Regions from separate parts of the Homo sapiens genome. Here all the other regions are linked to region 2. A link is a loop called in an ENCODE intact Hi-C map of the cell type or tissue named here. Cell type or tissue: A673. All regions are shown on one strand.

What was found. Peaks named below come from ENCODE experiments on the same cell type or tissue, not always from the same donor. Only the 100,000 strongest peaks of a DNase experiment are listed, where the experiment ranks them.
Region 1: a loop joins it to region 2, with 3 times the contacts of the local background. A loop is called at or near these places in 9 of 110 quality-filtered maps.
Region 3: a loop joins it to region 2, with 5 times the contacts of the local background. A loop is called at or near these places in 52 of 110 quality-filtered maps.

Annotation. Positions count from the first base shown.
Region 1 is chrX:103,060,275-103,068,274 of GRCh38, reverse strand. BEX1 (brain expressed X-linked 1) reads left to right here and starts at 4,104. Exons shown (of 3, transcript NM_018476.4): 1 at 4,104-4,179; 2 at 4,544-4,633; 3 at 4,996-5,624. The coding sequence starts at 5,001. The coding sequence ends at 5,378. RefSeq lists an enhancer at 3,920-4,214. In A673, no CTCF peak of the experiment used is centred here; DNase peaks (open chromatin) are centred at 4,034 and 4,914; H3K4me3 peaks cover 670 bases.
Region 2 is chrX:103,154,159-103,162,158 of GRCh38, reverse strand. No RefSeq gene overlaps it. Among named protein-coding and RNA genes, the nearest start is that of BEX4, 57 kb to the left of the region's middle. In A673, a CTCF peak has its summit at 3,955 (motif pointing right); DNase peaks (open chromatin) are centred at 3,928, 4,418 and 4,688; H3K27ac peaks cover 2,313 bases.
Region 3 is chrX:102,946,972-102,954,971 of GRCh38, reverse strand. The region is part of intron 10 of LINC00630 (long intergenic non-protein coding RNA 630); the gene reads right to left. Among named protein-coding and RNA genes, the nearest start is that of RAB40AL, 14 kb to the right of the region's middle. In A673, CTCF peaks have their summits at 3,215 (motif pointing right) and 3,854 (motif pointing left); DNase peaks (open chromatin) are centred at 3,211 and 3,851; H3K4me3 peaks cover 573 bases.

The DNA.
Region 1 (8,000 bases), 94 kb after region 2:
AGCCACCACACCTGTCCCTATTTTGGCTTTTGACATGCCTTCCTCACTACACTTAATAATTTCTAGCTTTTATTTTGGCTTTCGACATGCCTTCCTCACTACACTTAATAATTTCTCGCTTTTATTTTATTTATTTATTTTTTTGAGACGGAGTCTCATTCTGTCACCTGGGCTGGGGTACAGTGGCACAATCTCAGCTCACTGCAACCTCCACCTCCTGGGTTCAAGTGATTCTACTGCCTCAGCCTCCTGAGTAGCTAGGACTACAGGCACTCGCCACTACTCCCGGCTAATTTTTCTATTTTTTTATTAGGAACAGGGTTTTGCCATGTTGCCCAGGCTGGTCTCAAACTCCTGACCTCAAGTGATCTGCCCCGCTTGGCCTCCCAAAGTGTTGGGATTACAGGTGTGAGCCACCACGCCCGGCCAATGGAATTGTTTTGAGAGTCCAAAAGTAAAACTATGTGGCTAATCTCAAATGAATTTTGACAAGGGTTCCAAGACAATTCAGTGGAGAAATATAGTCTTTTCAACAAATGGTGCTTGGCCAACTGCATAGCCACATATAAAAGAATGAAGTTACACTCTTACCTCCCGCCTTATAAAAAACTAATTCAAACTGGGTCAAAGACCTAAATGGAAGAGCTAGAAGTATAAAACTCTTGGAGGAAAATATAGGGATAAATATTTGTGACCTTGGATTACAAAGGATTCTTAGATTCAAATGACTCTTGAATTCAAAAGATTCTTAGATATGACACCAATACCAGGAGCAGCAAAGAAAAAGGTAATCTAGACTTCATCAAAATTAAAAATTATTGTGTTTCCTTTTTTTGTTCTTTTGAGACAGAGTCTCGCTCTGTGGCTCAGGCTGGAGTGCAGTGGCACAATCTCGGCTCACTGCAACCTCCACCTCCCAAGTTCAAGCGATTCTCCTGCCTCAGCCTCCAGAGTAGCTGGGACTACAGGCAGGTGCTGCCACGCCTGGTTAATTTTTTGTATTTTTAGTAGAGATGGGGTTTCACCATGCTGGCCAGGCTGGTCTCAAACTCCTGACTTCAAGTGATTCGCCTGCCTTGGCCTCCCAAATTGCTGGAATTACAGGCATGAGCCACCGTGCCTGGCCAAACACCATTGTGTTTCAAAAGGCACCATTATGAAACTGATTAAAAAACCCACAGAATGGGCTAAAATATCTGCAGATCATATATGTAGTGAGGGATTTCTGTCTAGAATATATAAAAACTCTTGCAACTCAATAATAAAAAGAAAAATAACTCAAATAAAAAGTGCACAAAGATCTGAATAGACATTGATCCAAGGAGGATATACAAATGACCTATAAGCACATGAAAAGATGCACCACATTATTAGTCATCAAGGATATGCAAATCAAAACCACCATGATATACCACTTCACCCCCACTAAAATGGTTGGAATCAAAATTTCAGATAATAACAAATGTTGACAAGAATGTGGAGAAATCAAAACCGTCATATGCTACTGGTAGGAATGTAAAATATTCAGCCACTTTGGAACATAGTTTGGCAATTCCTCAAATGAGTAATCATATTGGAATCATAAAGCTTGAAAACATCATGCTAAATAAAAAATCCAATTTCCAAAGAATACATATTATACAATTTCATTCATATGAAATGTCAAAATAGGGAAATCTATAGACAGAAAACGTATTAGTAGTTGCTTTGGTATGAAGAGGATGGGGGAATAGGAGAGTGATAGCAAAAGAATAGGAGGTCGCTTTTTGAGGTGACGAAAATATCCTGAAGTTGACTGTGGTGATGGTTGCATGTATCTATGAATATGCTAAAAACCATTGAATTTTACACTTTAAATGGGCAATCTTATGGATTGCAAATTGTATCTCCATAAAGTTGTTTTTAAAAGATATAAATTGAGGCCAGGTGCGGTAGCTCACGCCTGTAATCCCAGCACTCAAGAGGCCGAGGTTGGCGGATCACCTAAAGTCAGGAGTTTGAGACAAGCGGGGCTAATATGGCTGAAATCCCGTCTCTACTAAAAATAAAAATAAAAATTAGCTGGGCATGGTGGTGTGCATCTGTAGTCCCAGCTACTCTGGAGGCTGAGGAAGGAATATCCCTTGAACCTGGGAGGCAGAGGTTGTAGTGAACCAAGATCACGCCACTGCACTCCAGCCTGGCTGACACAGTGAGTCTCCATCTAAAAAAAAAATATATATATACACACACACACACACACACACACACACACACACACACACACACACATATATAAATTGAGACTTAACCAGATTTGGTTATTATTTGAATATGAGGGACAATGTAGAGTGATTCAAGGATAATAGCCACATTTCTGGGTTGGTCAAGGGGTGAGTACTAAGGTAGAAAACAAAGGAAAATAAACATGTCTAAGGTGAGAAGAAGTGATGAGAGAGAGAGAGACCGAGAGAGAGAGGGAGAGAGACAGAGGAAGAAAAGAAGAAAAAGAAGAAGAAGAAGAAGAAGAGAGAAGAGAGAAGAAGGAAGAAGGAAGAAAGAAGAAGAAGAAAAAGAAGAAATAGTAGTATTAAGGGCTTCCACAGGCTTCTGAGTTGAGAAAGCCAAGTGTAGTAAGAATGGTCAGTGGAGAGTGTTCCCCAGGCCCTAGCATAAATGAAGAGGTATCAGAGTGGGTATGGACTGGCAGATAGTGACCCTGCAGCAAGACTAAGCTCTTCTGGGTGACCTGGAGGTGAGACAGTCAGGGTGAGGGTCTCGGTATGCTGCACTACAAAAGCCAGGTGAGAGATAGCAAAAATGTCCCAAAGAGACTTTTCCCCGGGGTGGGTGAAAAAGAGAAGAGAGCAGGCAGGTTTGAGAACTGCTCCCCACTCCTCCCACCTCCTCAATTACTTCTAGGCTTTTCTTGGAATCTCTCACCACAGAGCTGTAGAAAAGCCCTATTCTGGTTTCCAGAATGGGAAGAGACCTCCCAACTATGCTGAGAAGTGAGTCATTAGGTGGGAATTTGGGGAAGAAATAGAAGGAAGGAGCCAAAGTGATATATTAAGGTCACCACCTTGGTCACCTGTCCATCTATATTTTTGGAGTAAGCAACAGAATTAGGAGTCTGAACATAGGAATTAAGAAGCTCTCGAATATAACAGTGGAAGACCAGCACCTTCCCAACCTCTTGTCAGGGCAGGGATACTCTATCTCTGCGTCACTCAACCTGCCTTGGCCTCACAGCTCTTCCTTTTGCTTAAGTCTTCAAACCATCAACAGTGATAGCCACTAATTTTAGCAGGTGGCATTAGTTGTCAGCAAATGTTTTTTCATATTTAATGAATGTTTATTATAATAGAATAAAATAGAAATGTTTATTAATAAAACTTGAAATTTGTCCCAGAAGGATAAAAACGTAGATTATTTACATAAAATGGCCAAGATCTGACAACAGAACTGTTTCCTGAAGATTTACTTCACAGATTATTTTGAAAACACCAACTGTGTTCAGGAAAATTTTCTCTCCTTTTTTTCATAAAATTTTCAAACAAGTGAGAATGCTCTAAAAATGATGGTGTGGAGCCTAGAGAAAATGTTTTCTGTGTGCTATAGATGAACATAAACTATATATATATATTACTTTCCCAGGTTGAAGTGTTTCTTTCAAAAATAAAATTTGATTATTTTCAATTTTTTGAGGGATGCTGATTTTTAAAAAGGAAATAAAGAGAAATTATTAGGAAGCATATACACAGCCAGTGAGAAGAGGAAAGAAGAAAAGGCCAAGGCCAGAGGAAGGGGGTTTGGGGTGGGGGAAAGGAAGGGTACAGACCCTCCCAAATAACCGAAGATGGGTAAACTCCAACCGCAAAGCGATGATGCCACTTGTGGGCCCTCAGATTGGAGAGGACGGAGATGAGTGACGGGGCTGTGCGCACTGGGGCACCGCGCACAGACGGGAGGAGGGGGGTGTCTGTGTGTTCCAAAGGGGGGAGTACCAGTTAACTGGCCGCCGGCCCGTGGGGGTTGGTGAGAAGGAGGGTGAGCTTGGCGGTGACGCACGGCCCTCACGTGACCGGGAGCTGCAGAGCTACGCAGCCTTCGGTGCAGTCGTCACTCGTGTCTCGCTACCAGCTCCCCGCTGCCCTGCGCTCGGCGGGCTGGCATCCGGCCCGGGGGAAAGCGGACCAGGTAAGGGCCCCGGGGCCCGCGCGCCCTGGCTAGGCCAGCAGAGGCTCACCGACCCCCCCGACGAGCGCAGAACAGCGCAGGGGATCCCCGCCAGCTTTCTCCACACCCCAACATTCTTGGGAACATAGTGGTCCCCTGGGGTGGGGAAGCAGTGGCGGCTGGGGCTCCAGGGGCAGCAGAGCAACCAAGAGCGATGGAAAACCATTCCCGAGTCCTTGCAGGAAAACGGTGAACACCACGGGGGGCGAGGCGGCCGAGGGTGGGAGCGGGGGGCGGGAGACGCGGGGCGCTGGCAGTGAGGAGGGCCCTAGGCGGAGAAGGAGCTAGCGTTCCGCTGCAGCAGCCCCCCCTCCCCACACCCCAGCCCTTCTGCAGGTCTGCGGGGCCAAGTGTCCCGGCGGCGCACCTCGTGGCGAGAATCGGGAGAAGGAGGAGACTACAAGGATAGGCCCAGGTCAGTGCGAGGGACGGTGGTGGGGGCGGGTGCAGAGTCCAGTCTGAGGTCCCCTCCCAACTCCCCCATCTCCCGTCCTCCATTTTGGTGCCTGCCGAGATCTAGGGATGGATCTGTAGGGAAAATGGTGGGTTTGGGGGCAGGTAGGGGAAGACACGAGAGGTGGGGGGGGGGGCGGGCTCGAATGGGGGCCCCCTAGTGGGCGCACGAAACCTCTCTGGTGGGAAACGTGAAATTAAACAAAACAAAACATGTTGATAGCCATGACGCGGAATCCTGAAAAATGAGTAGCCGTGCCTCTGTCCTCGGTACTGAAGCGTTCACCAGCTGTTCAGCCCCTTCTCTCTCCTTTTGTCTCCTAGGAGTAATGGAGTCCAAAGAGAAACGAGCAGTAAACAGTCTCAGCATGGAAAATGCCAACCAAGAAAATGAAGAAAAGGAGCAAGTTGCTAATAAAGGGGAGCCCTTGGCCCTCCCTTTGGATGCTGGTGAATACTGTGTGCCTAGAGGAAATCGTAGGCGGTTCCGCGTTAGGCAGCCCATCCTGCAGTATAGATGGGATATGATGCATAGGCTTGGAGAACCACAGGCAAGGATGAGAGAAGAGAATATGGAAAGGATTGGGGAGGAGGTGAGACAGCTGATGGAAAAGCTGAGGGAAAAGCAGTTGAGTCATAGTCTGCGGGCAGTCAGCACTGACCCCCCTCACCATGACCATCATGATGAGTTTTGCCTTATGCCCTGAATCCTGATGGTTTCCCTAAAGTTATTACGGAAACAGACCCCTGCTTTCGAATTTACATGTTCATGATGTGCCCTTGTTGTAAACCTTTACCTGTCACTTGTTTACGTGGGTCTCCTATTACCAGCTTCTAATTGAATATTGTGTTTTTGAACCAGTCTGTAAGATTTTTGTTAGCAGAAGAATTTTACCTATTGCATGGAAAGATGCTCATTATAGTGAAGTTAATAAAGCACCTTTAAAAAGCAATCTCTATATTCTTTTTTTGTTAAAAATTTATATTGATTGTACTTAATACATGAAAAGAAAAGTACTGAAATTAAATATACCAAAGGATTAATATAGGGACTCATTCTATGAGATGGGTTAATGTATTTTTTATATTTTCTGTAATTTAAGAAAAATTGGAAACATTTTTAAATAACCTTTGAAGGCAGTAGAGTCACTTAATAAATACTTGCTGATCAGCACTACTCACAAAAGCAAAGACATGGAATCAACATAAATGTCCATCAGTGAGAGACTGGATAAAGTAAATATACATATACATCATGGAATATTATGCAGCCATAAAAATAAAGAAATCATGTCTGTTGTGGGAATATGGATAGAGCTGGAGGCTATTATCCTTAGCAAACTAATGCAGGAACAGAAAACCAAATACTGCATATTCTCATTTATAAGTGGGAGCTAAATGAAAACTCATGAACACAAAAAAGGGAACAACACACACTGGGATCTGTAGGGGTGGAGAGTGGGAGGGGGAAGAGGAACCTAAAAGATAACTATTGGGTGCTGGGCTTAATACCTGGGTAATGAAATAATCTGTGCAACAACCACCCCCCCACCTGCCCCCAGCCCATGACACAAGTTCACCTATGTAACAAACCTTCACATGTACCCTGGAACCTAAAAGTTTTCTTAAAAAAAGAAAAAAAAAATACTTGCTAATCAAATTTGGATCTCTTAGCCAGGTAAATAAACTCAGGAATTTGTATAAGTTGGGGGTGGCATTTCCTTCACATGACTGGAATGAGGTCATTTGTGTGAGACCTGTGTTTACCTGTTTTTTCTCCCATCCACACCTATTATGCAAGACTCTCATCCTCAGATTTTCCCTTCAGATGTTTAGCAGAGTGCTCAAAGGTAGGTCTCACTAGTCCAGCATAGTTCCTATTCTCAGGAATAAAATGTCTGTTGGTCATGCTGTGGTTTCTTCATGACGAGGCAGGCACTTAACCGAAGTAAAATTAATAATGACTGAGTCAGGAGCTCTGAGTTTTTGTCTCGGTTCAGTTTCTAAACAAGTAAATAACTTTGGATGTGTAACTTAGATTACTTGCCATTCCTAAAGGAACACTGGGTTCATTTAGTAATGTCACAGTGTTTCTAAAACTATGCTAATCTGCCACCTGTGTGAGAATCACCAGGGGATTTCTTGAAAATGTGGATTCATACAAAGTTCTTGGGTCCCAACATAGATCCCCTGAATGGGGCTTCAGAACTTTTGTTTTTAGCAAGCTTTCCTGGTGATTCTGATGCACATTAATGTCTAAATGGCTACTGGTATGTAAATATTTACTATGATGTCAATTTTTTTTTTTTTTCTGAGACGGAGTCTCGCTCTGTTGCACCTCTGCCTTCCGGGTTCACGCCATTCTCCTGCCTCAGCCTCCTGAGTAGCTGGGACTACAGGCACCCGCCACCACGCCCGGCTAATTTTTTGTATTTTTTAGTAGAGATGGTGTTTCACCGTGTTAGCCAGGATGGTCTGGATCTCCTGACCTTGTGATCTGCCCACCTCGGCCTCCCAAAGTGCTGGGATTACAGGCGTGAGCCACCGTGCCCAGCTGATATCAGTTCTTAAAAGCCATAATAACTTGCAGAATATAAAGGTGAATATCTGAATTCAGTTCAGGGAACCATTAAAATGTAAAGGATGAGATCATGAAAAAAGCATTAGATTTATTACATAACAATTTGAATTTTATTATCTTTTGTGGAATATTAGGTGATTTCTTCTGTACTCAACTGCATTTTTCTTAACATGGATTACGTTAAGAAGAAATACAAGCTAACAACAGATCCAGATCCAAAGAACTATTCAGTTAGCTTACAAATGCAATTGAAACACATAAAAATTCCCATTGACAGAACTGAGATATGTAAATTTCATGTTAGCCTTGGATAGAGTATTCATGCCTTGGTGTAATTATCCCTCCTATGGAGTGCAGGTAAAATAACTGTCTTAATCAATAGAATACAGCAAAAGTGACGGGATGTCACTTCTGTGATTATGTTACAGAAGATTGTGATTGTCATCTTGCTAGCAGATTCATTCTGTCTCTTCCTTCCTCCTTCCTCCCACTTTTGCTGGCTTTGATGAAACAAGCTGCCATGTTGGAGAGGCACATATAGCAAGGAATTGAGAGTGTTCGCCAGCCAACAGCCAGTGAGGAACTCAGGCCCTCAGTCTAATAGCCCTCGAGGAATTGAATCCTGCCAAAACAACAAAGGTGAGTTTGGAAGCAGATTCTTGCCCAGCTTAGTCTTCAGATAAAACTGTGGCCCAGGCTAACATCTTGATTGCAGCCTTCTAAAAGACCCTGAGGTGGAGGATCCAGA
Region 2 (8,000 bases):
AAGTCAAAGGACTCAAGACAGCCCAGGAATCATCTCCTGCATCTTCATTACTCTTTACCTTGAGAAAGTTGACAGAGACATGAATTTAGAGAGAAATGAAAGGAGTATTGTGGGCCCACCTGGTAAATCACTGAAGGCATCCAAAAAGGATAGAGAGTGATAGGGCCAATTTTGCATGTGGGAACATGTGCAGACAACATGATTGAAATCCAGTAACAAATCGTTACATCCCAGGGGAAATCCCATACAGAGAACACAGTTGAAAAGGTCAGGCAGTGTGTGGACAAGAGAAAAGTGCACATTTGAGTAAAGTAGAGGGAGCCCATATGCTTACAACAGCACAGTTGCCCAACCATAAAAGGCTGTTTGGTCAATACATGCAGCTTTGTTAGAGTGGGAGTATACATTTAACTCTGCAGAAATAACTGCAAAAATGCAATATCTAAAAGATAGTAAAGGTGAGTGTTAACTTGTGCCCAATCTTGTCAGAACCTTGTTGAGTTGTGATACAACACACTGAGCTGATGAAAAGAGCTGAGGCAACAGAGGGAGAGAAAAGCCTTGTGAAAAATCTCAGGGAGGATGCAGAGAGAAAGCAAATGAAAACATGGAGAGTGTGACCTTGTGGAGAGAATGTTCTGGTTAAGAATGTGACTCTAGGACTCACTGGCAGATAGGGGTCCATGGGGCTTGGGGTCAGAGAGAAATTAAAGTGGGTGGACAATTTACAGAAAGTGTGGGTGCTCAATTAGTGGTAAATCCTTCCCCTTGATATTCACTTCCCACTTTAATGAAGGTTTAGGGTGCTGACATCAATCACTTTACTATTGTCAGTGCTCCTGTTTCTTCCCTGCCCTCATGGACCAGTGAGAGGCATACAGGGCACTTCCCTTCTCACCATATTTGTGCAATTTCAGGTAAAGGTAACCTGCAGCATCCCACTGAAGCAAATGTGTTCTTCACCAGTTGGTCCCAAACCTGGATGGCCTCAGACCTAGAGTGTCTGGTCAGTTATCTCAGAGCCCTGTCTGTTCCCCTGGCCCAGTCAGTCAGGCTGGACCCCCCTCTCTTCTCTTCTCCAACTACCCCCAACAAGTCCTGCCCATTGTACCAGGCCTAGCCCCTCTTTGAGGAGTCTCTGATTATTCCATTGAGGCCTCCCTGTTCTTGTATAATAAGGTGGTTTTACAGAGGTCGCCATAAGTTCCACAAGGACCTGGACTTTATGCAATGATTACCACGACCTCTCCATCCCCTGGGCCACTGGAGGTGTGAAGAGTGATGGATGCTCATTGAACAACTGTGTGACAGTTCAAGTCAAGGCAAAGAGAAGAAACTCACCCTGGATGGTTCAGGGACTGGGTCCCAGGAACAATTCTTAACTCTTCCTCCAGTGTCCCTCCCTGCACACTCACCATCAGTAACCTCTTTCTGAAGCTCCAATAAGGCCCCAGAGCCCCAGGTCATGTACACACCTGATGTAAACACAGAAGGCCCCAACAGAGTACAGGAAAAACACAATTATTCAATGGAAAAGGAGTGAGGACCTTCTCCACCCCAACTCCATTGGAGTGCATAGACCAGAGATAGCACTGAATTTCCTACATAATATAGCTGAGTGTGGTTCCCTTCTTACATTCCCAAATACACATCAAACTGTAATGATGCTATTGCGGTTAAGAGATATCATCCCTGTTAAATATGGCTGGAATGGTGTTACGGACTGAAGGATATTAACATACACAAAACTATTGTATGAAAGTGTTTTATATTAAACCTCATTTGATCATAACAACTCCATTCAAGACCAATTATTATCCCCATTACTCAGATAAGGAAACTGGAGCTAAAAGCTAAGTAACACAACCTAGGGAAACAGCCTTTTAAATTATTGTTCCAGAACTCAAAGCTTAAGATTACAAAAAGATTACGCTTTTCCACCCTCTGTCCTGTGAGCTGACATTTGATATACCTTATTATTTTATTTATTTATTTATTTGTGTTTTTTTTTTCTTTTCTGAGACAGGGTCTCACTCTGTCACCTAGGCTGGAGTGCAGTGGTGCAATCACAGCTCACTGCACCCTCAAACTCCTGGGCTCAAGTGATCCTCCCACCTCAGCCTCATGAGTAGCAGCTACCACCACACCTGGCCATGTTTTTAATTTTTGTTTGTTTGTTTGTTTTGTTTTGTTTCTCACTATGTTGCCAGGGTTGGTATCAAACTCCCCATCTCCTGGCTTCAAGTGATCCTCCCACCTTGACCGCTCAAAGTGCTGGGATTACAAGCATGAGCCACCATGCCTGGCCTATTTTTTATTTCTTATTTTTTTCTTTTATTTCCTTTTCCCACATGTTCTAAAGACATATCTTTTTTTTTCTTTTCTTTTTTTTTTTTTGAGATGGAGTCTCGCTGTGTCACCCAGGATGGAGTGCAGTGGCGCAATCTCGGCTCACTGCAAGCTCCGCCCCCTGTGTTCACACCATTCTCCTGCCTCAGCCTCCCGAGTAGCTGGGATTACAGGCACCCGCCACCATGCCTGGCTAATTTTTTTGTAGAGACGGGGTTTCACCGTGTTAGCCAATATGGTCTTCATCTCCTGACCTCTTGATCCGCCCGCCTCGGCCTCCCAAAGTGTTGGGATTACAGGCGTGAGCCAACACACCCGGCCTAAAGACATATCTTAAAGCAATATTATTAAGTTGTCCTTTTTAAAACAATGTGCCAAAGTATTTTTTAAATTCCAAAAAACATTATAAAGTGTAAAATGCCATCCACATAGCAAAAATTAAAAATCAAAAGGCATGTGACTGTGTGTATGCCACTGCACTCCAGCTTGGGTGACAGAGTGAGACTCCATCTAAAAAAAAAAAAAAAAAAAAAAAAGAGCATGTGAAAAGTTAGTAAAATTGTAACTTATACTCAGATATAGGGTTTGTATGCTATATGTGTGATATACTCTTAGACATAAAGCAATACAAATCTCCAATAAACACCTGGAAATATGCCAAACCGAACAAATTAAAATAAATGAAAATGAATCATAATTATGTGAAACAGATAAGTTATAAAAATAAAACATAAGATATGATTGCATTTTGCAAAAGAATATATATCAACATGAGTGTATAGGTATGTGTATGATTACAAGAGAAAAATTCTGGAAAATAGGCCTATATAAATTAACAGAGACTACATTTTTACAATAATGGGCAGAAGGTGGGGCAGAAGGGGAAAACAGAATAATTTCTAAATATGCATTTCTATATCGTTTCATACTTATTAAACAATGAAAAGTCATAATTGGTAATCTGACAAGGTTATGAGATAAAGTTTTGTAAAACAGGAAAATCTGCAAACCAAGCCACAAAGTGACAGGGTAGAGATACATTTATTGACTAAAAAGTATGCAAATATTGCTCCACAGAATAGCACATTAAAAAAATTTCTTTGACAATAATTCAATGTGTGTATGTTGGTTTGAGATAAAGGATACTTTCATTTAAATTTGCATTTCTGTAAGATTTAAAATATAGAAGTTTTATTGAATAAAAGGTTAGAAATATAAAAACTTTGGAATGATTACAAATACGATGCTCATATATTTACTGCTTTGTAAATATATTCTCGATATATGTTTTATGAGTAAAGAAGCAGATCACAACAATTTGGCAGTATTTCTGTGTGTGAGTGTCTGTATTGCACAATTATTCACACACCAACTCGTGAAGCTTTCTGTTTGGTTCAATAGGGACCGAACTTTCAGGCCTAGAGTTTGAAGATCCCAGGATGGGCACAGATATAGAAGAATTGCTGCCAGTGTGAGGAATATTCCAGAAAGCTTTGTTCTGTACAATGGAATTCATTCACCTCCCTCACTCCCCAAATCCTCAACCCCTTGCCAAGTCCTCTGGTTGACTTTCACTCCTGCAATTCTGACTCTGAGCACAAGGTGGCATTGTTATCCATTTTCTAAGGTTTTTCCCCCCAGTGAAAAGACATATTTGTAATAAACAGAAACAAAATATTTTCTTCAAAGTACATTATGAAACAATAAGTACACAGTGATTCCAACTCTCCTTGAAAAATGCATGTATATAAAAATATTTAGGAGATACATACTTAGTTTCTTTTTCTGCTTACTCCTGTATCTACATCTCACTAACTTTTTAATATGTATTGGATGTCTACTATGTGGCAGATGCTATCAGTCCAATTCTATATCTGCATCCCAGACCTCCCTCTCTTGATATCTAGACCTGCACCACAGGGAGCAAGATGAATGTTAGTGCCCACCCCATGGTGGGGTGAGGTATGGCATCAAACACACCATTCCAAGCAAGTTTAGTTGAAGTTTCCCCCTGAGTCTTAGAAAGTCAGCATAGAAACAGGAAATGATGTGATTGAGTGGAGATAAGTTACTGCCTTGGAAAACTGAGGCAACTTGTAAAGCAAATATTTATTCTCTTGCGTAGTGCCAACAGGCTAATGCCTTCTCCTGACAGGATCTCTCTAACAGCATGAAGGATGAGGCAACCCTTGTATGGTTTCATCTTTGTTCTTCTCACGGGTGGGATGTAGAGATTTTACTTTTATCATTATTTCTTTGTTAGTTCTGAGTGTGTGTCTGCCTTATCCCTAGGAAGGGAGTCCTTCCCATTTACTTATGCAAAAAGCCCATCTGTGATGATGTGGAGTTTCTGCTTCATTTAATACTTCCTGTCCCAGTTAAGGGGGCTTGCCCATGCTTGGCTTCTTGTCATTCAGGACTTATTTCAAATGCCCATTTCCTGAGAAAGAGCTTCACTGACATCCCCACCTGTGATAATCTCTGTCCTGGTCATTTTATACTATATTTGCATGTGTATTTTCTTCAAAGCATTCATCTCCATATGAAATCACCCTGCTTATTGATTTGTTTACCTGCTTATTGCCAGTTTTCCCAGATTAAAATGAAAGCTCCATATTTTGTTACCTGTTTTGTTTTGTACCTGTTTTGTTCCCTGTGCCATATCCTCAGTTCCTAGTTTAGTGGCTCACATATAAATCACTGGATAAGTATTAAGTGAAGGAATTGTTACCTATTTTACACACTGCAATAGAGAACTATTTAAAGCTGAGTGTGACTGGCAGAAAAAAATGACAACAAAATTAAATATCAGAAGATTTAAAATTTTGAGAAGTATTTGTTGCAAATCTATAGCAGTGCTTTTCAAACTTGGATGAGAATGAAAACCAGTTGACAAAATCACTCAAAATGTAGACACCTCCTACCTCACCTTCCTTGTTTTGGTTTATCACATCCAGGATAGGCCTAGAATCTGCAGTTTTTACAAGTACTTTCTGATGATTTTGATGAAGTGGTGCATGAATCACACTTGGAAACATTCTGACCTAAACAACTGACATTTGTATACTATTAATTTAATGTCTATCATGCAGAATTCTGGAATATATGGAGTGTCTCTGTTAATGTAATTACTTGAAAGTGTACTGGTCTTTCCCTCCCACATAAGACCACGGATTGTCTTCCCAAATGGGATAACAATATTCTACAATATTCTTTGGTGGCCAGAAGGACTGGTTATATAGACAAGGCTGTGCATTAAAGGTAACTTTTTATTCTTATGCTTTAATGTCTGGGACCTTGTTGACACTGAAGAGACTGTCACTCCCAGGGCTAACCAATTCCTATATGTAGCAAAGCACTGGATTATGCCTTTCATATGGAAACCAACAAATCCAGAGTCCACATCCCTTCCATGTCTTCTCACACTCACAATCAACACCACTACTTCCCTGCTTAATCAACCAAGGGCCAGGTACCAGACAACTTGGGACAACCCCTGTGTCCCAAAGCCCGCTGAAAATGTTCAAACCAGCCAACACTAAGACTGGCTACCCTACCTTGCCCATTTCTCCTGACAGAAACCACAATAAAGAATCTTGGCTTGTCCAATGGTAGTGGGTTATCAGAACTTATTAACATTAATGTCATTAAAGTTGGTATCCACCCCTCACTGCTAAATTTGACAGTGTAAAAGCATTTTAATGTAAATGCTTACTGCTATAAACTTCTTGTTTAGTACATCTTTTGCTGCATCCCGTAAGGTTTGGTATATTGTGCTTTCATTTTCATTTGTCTCAAGGTATTTTCTGGGAGGTTGAGTAGGCTGAAGAGGAGGAGCAAGAGGAGGGGTTGGTTTTGCTGACTCTGGGGTGGAAGAGGTGATAGAAAAAAATTCACGTATAAGTAGACCTGTGCAGTTCAAACTCATGTTGTTCAACTGCTGCAGCCACTATGTAAAACAGTATAGAGGTTCCTCAAAAAATTTTAAATAGAATTATCATATGATCCAGCAATTCCACTTCTGGATATATATCCAAAAGAATTGAAAACAGAGTCTTGAAGAGATATTACATGGCCACGTTTATTGCAGCATTGTTCACAGTAGTCAAGAGGTGGAAGCAAGTTAATTGTCCATCAGTGAATGAATAAGTAAAGAAAATGTACATAGAAATACAATTCAGTATTAAAAAAAGAAGAAAATCCTGTCATATACTATAATATGGATCAACCTTGAGGACATTATGCTAAGTGAAAAAAGGCTGTCACAAAAAGACAAATAGTGCGTTAGTCCAAATATATGATGTAACTAAAGTAGCTAAACTATTAGAAACACAAGTAGAATAGTGATTGCTGGGGGCTTAGGGAAGTTGTGAAAAGGGAAATTTTTGTTCAATGAGTATAGAGCTTCAACAGATAATACATTTCCAGAGATCTATTGCACAACAATGTGCATATAGTTAACTCTATTGCACAAGTGCATATAGTTAACACTATTGCACTGTGTGCTTAGAAATGGTTAAGATGGTAAATTTTATTTTGTTTGTTTTTATCACAAAAATCAGTGAGACAGTCCAATAAATAAATGGGCAAAACTGTGAAAAGACACTCCAAGAAAGAAGATATACAAATGTCAAATAAGCACATGAAAAGATGCTCAACACAATTATTCATCAGGGAAATGCAAAGAAAACTATAAGAGGCCACTACACTTTCTTAAGAATGGCCAAAATTTAAAAGACTAACCATATCAAATGTTGGTAAGGTCATGGAGGATGGGACTCTCATATACTGCTGGTGGTTATGAAAAATGGTTTAACCACTTTGGAAAATAGTTTGGCAGTTTCTTTCTCTTCCTTCCTTCCTTCCTTCCTTCCTTCCTTCCTTCCTTCCTTCCTTCCTTCTTTCTTTCTTTCCTTCTTCTTCTTTTTTTTTTTTTTTGGAGTCTCCCTCTGGCGCCCAGGCTGGAGTGCAGAGTGGCGCAATCTCGGCTCACTGCAACCTCAGCCTCCCGGGTTCAAGTGATTCTCCTGCCTCAGCCTCCTGAGTAGCTGGGACTACACATGCGCGCCACCATGCCCAGCTAATTGCTAAGTGCTAAGATTACAGGCATGAGCCACCACGTCCAGCCAGCAGTTTCTTAGGATGTTAATTTTACATCTATCATATAATCCAGCTTAGCACTCTTACATATTTACTTACCATAGAGAAAGAAAGCACATGTCTATGGTAAGACTTATACACAAATCTTCATAGCAGCTTTATTTACAAGAGCCACAAATTGAAAATAAGCCAAAATTTTCCCAACAGTTGAATAGATAAATTGTAGTGTACTCATATACTAGAATACTATTTGGCCATTAAAAACAATAAAATTGGTTGGGCCCAGTGGCTCATGCCTGTAATCCCAGCACTTTGGGAGGCCGAGGCAGGCGGATCACATAAGGTCAGGAGTTTGAGACCAGCCTGACCAACATGGAGAAACCCCATCTCTACTAAAAATACAAAATTAGCCAGGCATGGTGGCGCTTGCCTGTAATCCCAGCTACTCGGGAGGCTGAGGCAGGAGAATCACTTGAACCCAGGAGGCGGAGGCTGCAGTGAGCTGAGATCACACCATTGCACTCCAGCCCAGGCAACAAGAGTGAAACTCT
Region 3 (8,000 bases), 210 kb after region 2:
ATGTATGCAGAAAGGCTTTCAATAAAATTCAACATCCCTTCATGATAAAACCCTCAATGAACTAGTCGTTGAAGGAACATACCTCAAAATAAGAGGCATATATGACAACCCCACAGCCAATATCATATTGAACAGCCACAAGCTGGAAGCATTACCCTTGAGGACTGGATGCCCACTCTTGCCACTCCTATTCAACATAATTCTGTAAGTCCTAGCCAGAGCAATCAGGCAAGAGAAAGAAATAAAAGGCATCTAAACAGGAAGAGGGGAAGTCAAACTATCTGTTTGCAGATGATATTACTCTGTACCTAGAAAACCCCATAATCTGCCCTAAAGCTCCTCGAACTTCAACTTTAGCAAACAAAATCAGTGTACAAAATCATTAGCATTTCTATACACCAACAATGTCCAACTCTGAGAGCCAAGTCAAGTATGCAATCCCATTTACAATTACAAAAACAGAAACAAAAACCTAGGAATACAGTTAACCAGGGAGGTGAAAGATCTCTACAAAGAGAATTACAAAACACTGCTCAAATAATTTAGAGATGACCCAAACAAATGGAAAAACATTCCATGCTCATGGATAGGAAGAATTGCTATTGTTAAAATGGCCATACTACCAAAGCAATTTATAGATTCAATGCTATTCCAATCAATCAATGACATTCTTCACAGCATTAGAAAAAACTGTTTTAAAATTCATATGTAACCAAAATAGAGCCCAAATAGCCAAGGCAATTCTGAGGAAAAGTAACAAAGCCAGAGACATCATGTTACCTGGCTTCAAACTATGCTACATAGCATACCTGACTTTGAGCGGCTACAGTAACCAAAACAGCATCGTACTGGTACAAAATCAGACACAGAGACCAATATAACATAACAAAGAGCCCAGAAATAAAGCCACACACCTACCACCATCTGATCCTTAACAAAGTCATCAGAAATAAGCAATGGGAAAATAACCCCCTATTCAATAAATGGTGCTGGTATAACTGGCTAGCCATATGCAGAAGATTGAAACTAGACCCCTTCCTTACATCATATACTAAGCTCAAGATGGATTAAAGACTTAAATGTAAAACCTAAAACTATAAAAAGTCTTGAAAGCCAGGTGCGGTGGCTCACGCTTGTAATCCCAACACTTTGGGAGGCCGAGGCGGGCGGATCAAGAGGTCAGGAGATCGAGACCATCTTGGCTAACATGGTGAAACCCCATCTCTACTAAAAATATAAAAAATTAGCCGGCTGTGGTGGCGGGCGCCTGTAGTCCTAGCTACTCAGGAGGCTGAGGCAGGAGAATGGCGTGAACCCGGGAGGCGGAGGTTGCAATGAGCCGAGATCATGCCACTGTACTCCAGCCTGGGCGACAGAGCGTGACTCCGTCTCAAAAAAAAAAAAAAAAAAAAAAAGGAAAAAAAAAGTCTTGAAAAAAGCCTGGGAAATAGTATGCTAGACATTGGCCCTGGCAAATATTTTATGATGAAGAAACCAAAAGCAATTGCAACAATACCAAAAATTAACTAATGGAACCTAACTAAATTAATAGCTTCTGCACAGCAAAAGAAACTATCAACAGAGTAAACATACAGCCTACAGAATGGGAGAAAATACTTGCAAACTATGCATCCAACAATGATCTAATATCCAGAATCTATAAGGAACTTCAACAAACGTATAAGCAAAAAACAGCCCTATTAAAAAGTGGGCAAAGAACATGAACAGATACTTTTCAAAAGAAAACATATGCGTGGCCAACAAGCATATGAAAAAGTGCTCAACATCACTAATCATTAGATAAATGCAAAACTACAATGAGATACCATGTCACACCAGTCAGAAGGGCTAATATTAAAAAGTCAAAAATTACAGATGCTAGCGAGGTTGTGGAGGAAAGGAAATGCTTATACACTTCTGGTGGGAATGTAAATTACTTCAGACATCGTGGAAAGCAGTGTGGTGATTTCTCAAAGGACTTAAAATGGAATTTCCATTCAACCCAGCCATCCCATTATTGGGTATATACTCAAAGGAATATAAATTATTCTACTATAAAGTGACATGCACACATTCCACAGCACTATTCACAATAGCAAACGCATGGAATCATCCTAAATGCTCATCAATGGTAGACTGGATAAACAAAACGTAGTACATACACACCACGGAATACTACACAACCATAAAAAGAATGAGAGCATGTTCTTTGCAGCAGCATAGATGGAGCTGGAGGCCACTATCTTAAGTGAACTAATACAGGAACAGAAAACCAAATACAACATGTTCTCACCTGTAAGTGGGAGATAAACATGAGTACACGTGGACACGTGTACTTGAGAATAGAGGGTGGGAGAGGACTGAAAAACTACCTATCATGTACTATGCTTGTTACCTGGATGATGAGATAATCTGTACACCCAACCCCTGTGACAAGCAATTTACCTATATAACAAACCAGCAAATATACCCCTGAGCCCCTAGCCTAAAGTAAAAGTTTAAAAAGTATTAAGTGAATAAAGAAATGAATTATACTTGAATATAAAAATAAAAGAAATAGCAACTCTCATACTGGGATATTAGGAGTATATCTGATAAATATTATTCTGATTTCATTATATTAATATAAAATTTTAGAGTATCTGAGATTTTAAAAGGATGCTTTCAAAATCTTATTAAGAAATTCTTGCCAAGACATTTGTGTATATGAGCAAGTGTTACAAATATCATCTGTTATAGAAACTATGGTAAGGGAGCTTACTTTTTACCACTAGGATACTGGGGAAATAAAGTTTACAGCATCCTACGATGAAACACCAGTTAATATAAAAATATTGAACGTATATTGTAACGTAATTTCGAATGTTATAGAAATTTATTTCCATGAAAAAATGCTAATAAAGATTTAAAGAGGGGTACAAAGACTTGAACAAGTAGTCTGGATCCATTTTTCCCTCATTTAGGTCTCTGATTTTCCAGTGGTCAAAGAATAAAAATTAAAATGACCTTTTTCTTCTGATATAGAACTCTCTTTTCAGCACAGTAAGAGATAACGATTTCTGTCTTGAGCCCATCAATGTCCCTGGGAATACTGAGAATGTCCGCTTTGCCACCCAGAGTTCCAGAAAGCTCTGTAAGGTGGGCTTGGGCCACAGCCTCTCCCTCCCACCTTCCTGCTCGCGATGTTCTAGCTGTAGTTCAGCCTTCTGTCACGAGAGGGCACCACGGTACCACCATTATCGAACTCTATCAAGAAGGGTCTGCAAGGAGCAAAAAATAAAATACCTCCCTTAAAACTTAGCTTATGAATCTAGATTACAGAGTAATTCTAATTCTGTCAGAAAAAAACCTGATGATAGGTGTAAAATAAGTCTGTATATATGTATGGCATCAACAATGAAACACCAGACAGCTCTAGCACACGTTGGCAATCATTAGCATTAATAGTGCAAGGCAGGCAGAAGGTGACTGAGAGAGTATGGGCGTGCCTAAGTGGGTCCTGGGCAGCTGCGTCCATAATGTCCTGGAGAGGGGATGAGTGAGAGGGAGTGAGAGGTTTGAGAAGCCTGTACAACGGTAGGGTAACGGAGGGTGAACACCCAGCTCTCTGGAAGGCACCCCTCTACAGTGTGGACACCTCAATCTACACCGAGGAGGGAAGAGATAAATCAATGAATTCGATGTAGATTTGGGGTGAACAGCAAATAGGACTGTTTTTAATATGCATGTGAATTTTCCAAACAGAATTGTTATTATAATAAATATTTTCATAACATTCATTACTCTGTAGAATACACTTCTGTTCATTAAAAAAGAACGACAAAGATGAAGATAGCTGTGATGCCTCCTGGTGGCCAGAGAAATTATTGCACATCTGGGAGTAGAGTTGGGGCAGGAGAGGGGAGGGAGGAAGGGAGGGTGGGATCTAATTAATGGCATCGGGCACAGTATTCTGGAATTTTTCACATACTTGTCACAATTTGTGTGCATCCATTTATCTAGGTTATTTTTTAAAAGTATATTTTCTGGGATATATAAACCTTTTTCTTTCATTTAGAATTTTTCAACATCAGTAATATTGTTACTTAAAAACTATATGGGTCATAATTTAAAAAAAAAGTTTAGCGGATCACGAGGTCAGGAGTTCAAGACCAACCTGGCCAACATGGTGAAACCCCATCTTTACTAAAAAATACAAAAATTAGCCAGGCGTGGTGGAGGGCGCCCGTAATCCAAGCTAGTTGGGAGGCTGAGGCAGGAGAATCGCTTGAAACCAGAAGACAGAGGTTGCAGTGAGCCAAGATTGCACCACTGTACTCCAGCCTGGGCAACAAGAGTGAAACTCTATCTCAAAAAAAAAAAGTTTAATACTCTGGGATCATGTAATGGCAGACCCCAAGGAGATGAGATCATTCACAGCCCCAAAAGCATGAAGACAAAATGAGAAAAACTTTAAAATAATCAAAATTAACTGTTGATAGGGAGATAACAAGGGTATTTTACTGGTTTACTTAGTCACACCTAAAATCAGTAACCTTATATGAATAATGGTGGTGATATTGGGTAATTTGACTGATACTTAGGATTATAGAAGATTAAATATATTTAAAAACGTCTTGAGGCGTGTGTACTATCCCTTGAGGAAGATTAAAGCATTAACAGGCCTGGAGCCATCAAGTCAAAATAGAAAAATACCTTAAGTATTCCAAAGTTAGCTGCTGATCTGGAAAGAACAAGTTGTCTCTCTTATTTGCATAAAATTTCCTAAAGGCAGCACCCTGATGTGAATAATGGTCATAGTCATGGGTACCTTGGACGGCAGTTAAGATTAAAGGAGATGAGATGTAAAGGGCATTTGCTTACAGTAGTTCAGTGCATGTTACTTTCCCTCTCTCCAGCTCACTTGTCTCAAGGCCAACACCTGAGCTTCTGCCTGAGCCCATTCACCACTTCAAGGATCAGCCAACTCGTGTGGCCCTACACCCATGTCTCTTGGTACAAAGCATGAGATTTCACCTCCTCTGCCTTCATCATTACCCAGAGGGGTTGTGGAGTGGGGACCTGTGGGGAACAACAGCCAGGGAGTGGAATCTGACCATTTATCAAGGCCTGGAAGCCCATCTTCTAAAAGGGAGGCTGCCCAGAGCCATCTAGGGAGGGTGAGGGATGGAACCTCATTCCAATCCTGCCACTTTCCTGGGGAGGTGACTTAGGTTCTGTGAGGCTGAGCTTGGTCATCTGTGAAATGGGATTGACCATACCATCTCTACAGAGCTGTCCTGGGGGGTAAATGAGAAAACCTCTTGAGAATATACGGCATGGAGTTGGACTTCAATTATCTTTAAATGTTGGGACACAGCAGTAGGGACTGGCTGGGCCTCAGGGTTAAGGCAGGCATTGTGAAAAATCATTTCTCATTATTTCCCTTTATAAGAAAACAGTTGAAGAAAGCAAATGTTCCTTTGATATGCCTTGAGTTCAAAGTTTTGTAGACAGTAGTTTCTCTACTTCTTGGGTGTTATCAGAAGCTTATAAGAGCTGTTCAACATCATTCCCCTGAGCTGACCCAAATCCAGTTTCCCTTGCCTGGAATACAGGCATGTCTTTGAACTCACCTGGTGATCTCAGTGATAGATAGCAAAGTAAGCAAAGTGTGATGTCTGCTAATGGCTCCTTCTGGACTGCTTAGTATTTTAATTTATGTATAGGAAAATTCTGGACCCATCCTGCAGTCATCAATGCAGGAGTCCTCAGGCCATGTATTATCCAGCCACATCACACCAGGATTTCAGCCACCTGCTGCCTTCTGGAGAGGCACAAATCCAATAGTTAGCAGAATTTTTTACACATAATTGTCTATTCTTTTGTTAGGTAATAACTAAATGTTTATTGAGCTCAGATTTCATGCTGTCCCGGTGGAGGCATCTCATTAGCTCTAAAGTGGAAATGAGAGGGTAAGAAAAGATATGAATATATGGGCAACTTCAAATGTTAAATTGAGATGAGATGGCTCCTTCCCATTATTTTTTCTTTTGAATTTTTCTACTGCCCAATAATTTTAAACTTGATCAAGTTTCAAGTAATTTAAGATTTTCAAATGTCATTCGTTGGACTTACCAGCATCCATTGCAGCCACATGATGGAGATATCTCTTCTGTCTCTCTTTATTGCTCTCTTTCTTTCTCTCTTTGTCTCCTCCTCTTTCTTGGTTTCTTTTTCTTTACATTCAAAGTTCCATAAAGAGTTTTCTACATTCCCTGTTAATATTCTCCACTTTCCACTGACTATCCCACTGCACTATGGCCTCTGTCCACAACATCAAGTAACACATGTGAACTCAAACACCTCTGAAGTGTGTTTCTTGTGCAATTAAAAAATAATAAATGAAATGGAAAAGTGTACTCATGTCATAACAACCGTCAAACAAAATTAGATCAGGTTCTAAATGAGATGCATCCTTAAACCAATCAAGGGATTTCGATAGTAGTTTGGACATATGAAAACTAACTGCAGGGAATCACTGTCTTCTTTCATCAGCTTGGCCCAGATTAGGTTCCAGATGTACAGGGTAACCCCACATGAGTTACAGTTTGAGTTAAGTACAAGTAGTCTGGACAAATAGAAGGTGTTTCATGAAAGAATACACTAAGTCATTGTTTTAGGCTAGTTCACTCCAGGGAAACTCTAGGTGTTTGAATACATCAGGAAAAAAAGTGGGCTTGAAAATAATATCTGCAGATTTTATTAATGCTCCCTAAGCATATAAACTGGGTAAATGAGCCTGTCTGTTTTGGCAAGTTGGAAAGAGAGTATACATGACATGTAGGCATATATGGCAAATCCCACTGTTGAAATCTGAACATGTATTTGTTCTCCTTATGTTTCTTCCTTCCTCTTATTCCATGAGGTATTCATGCATTTAGAGATAAAAATGTAAATTAAAAGTAAAACCTTAAGCCCCCCAACCGACTGAACAAACCTCATGGCCAAGAGGACCCCCCAAAATCCTTAAAACTGAGTTCCTGGGCATGACAGGAAGTGGGGTCAGATAGAACTTGTTATGCTCCCTCCCTTTTGTGGTTTAGATACGACAATTGACCAGCATTAATGTTAAAATAGAGATCATAAGACTGGCAGAACAGACTCTTTGTGGCAATAAGATATCAAATTATAAATAAGACCTAAGGCCATGCCAGGCAAGGGTTAAGTCACACACTCTACACTTAAAGAATAAACTGTGTTCTAATTGACACAAGCTTTCCTTTGCATTTTTCTCCAGCAGCTAAACAAGTACTGGCCTCAAGATAAGCAATATTAAAACAACTTGCAGCTCATCCACCACTAGATGCTGATCCCCAGCCCCTGTTCCACCAGCAATAGCTACAGTTTTGATTGGACAAGAGACTGATTTTGGTAACTTTATTCTGATTAGAAGATCACCAACCATGGACCGGTTCTGGCCAGTTTAAAGAGGGCAGGACTTGAGTGCCTTTGTGTTCTGAAAAGTTCTTTTAACGTATAGGGCCTAATTGTAATACATTTAAATGTGAAGTCTCCACCCCAAGGTGAACCTGGTCCATATGTATAACATACATGTTTGTTCAGTACCCATGTGCCAGGACCCCCTTCATTAATATTCATAGCTCCTCCTATAACGTGTTGAGTATGTATCTTTGTCCAACCCCTTCAGCTTAAATTCCTGTCTTACCTCTCACTCCCTCAAAGTGCCTGCTTCTGGGCTTCTTCCAACGGCTACATTCTCAGCCCATCAGAATGGCCACTCTGCAGGCTGTAACCTTTTATAAGAAATAAAGCTATCCTTTTTAAAATCTATAAATTGGTGATATTTCAGTTAACAAAATCATACCATTAAAAATACCATATTTCATGTGTAGATCTATACAAATGTAATAAAAATATAGAGAAATGTCTTAAAAATGTAAACCCCAAATTTTGCATAGTGGTTACCTGTGAGGAAGAAGGAAACTAATTAGTTAGAG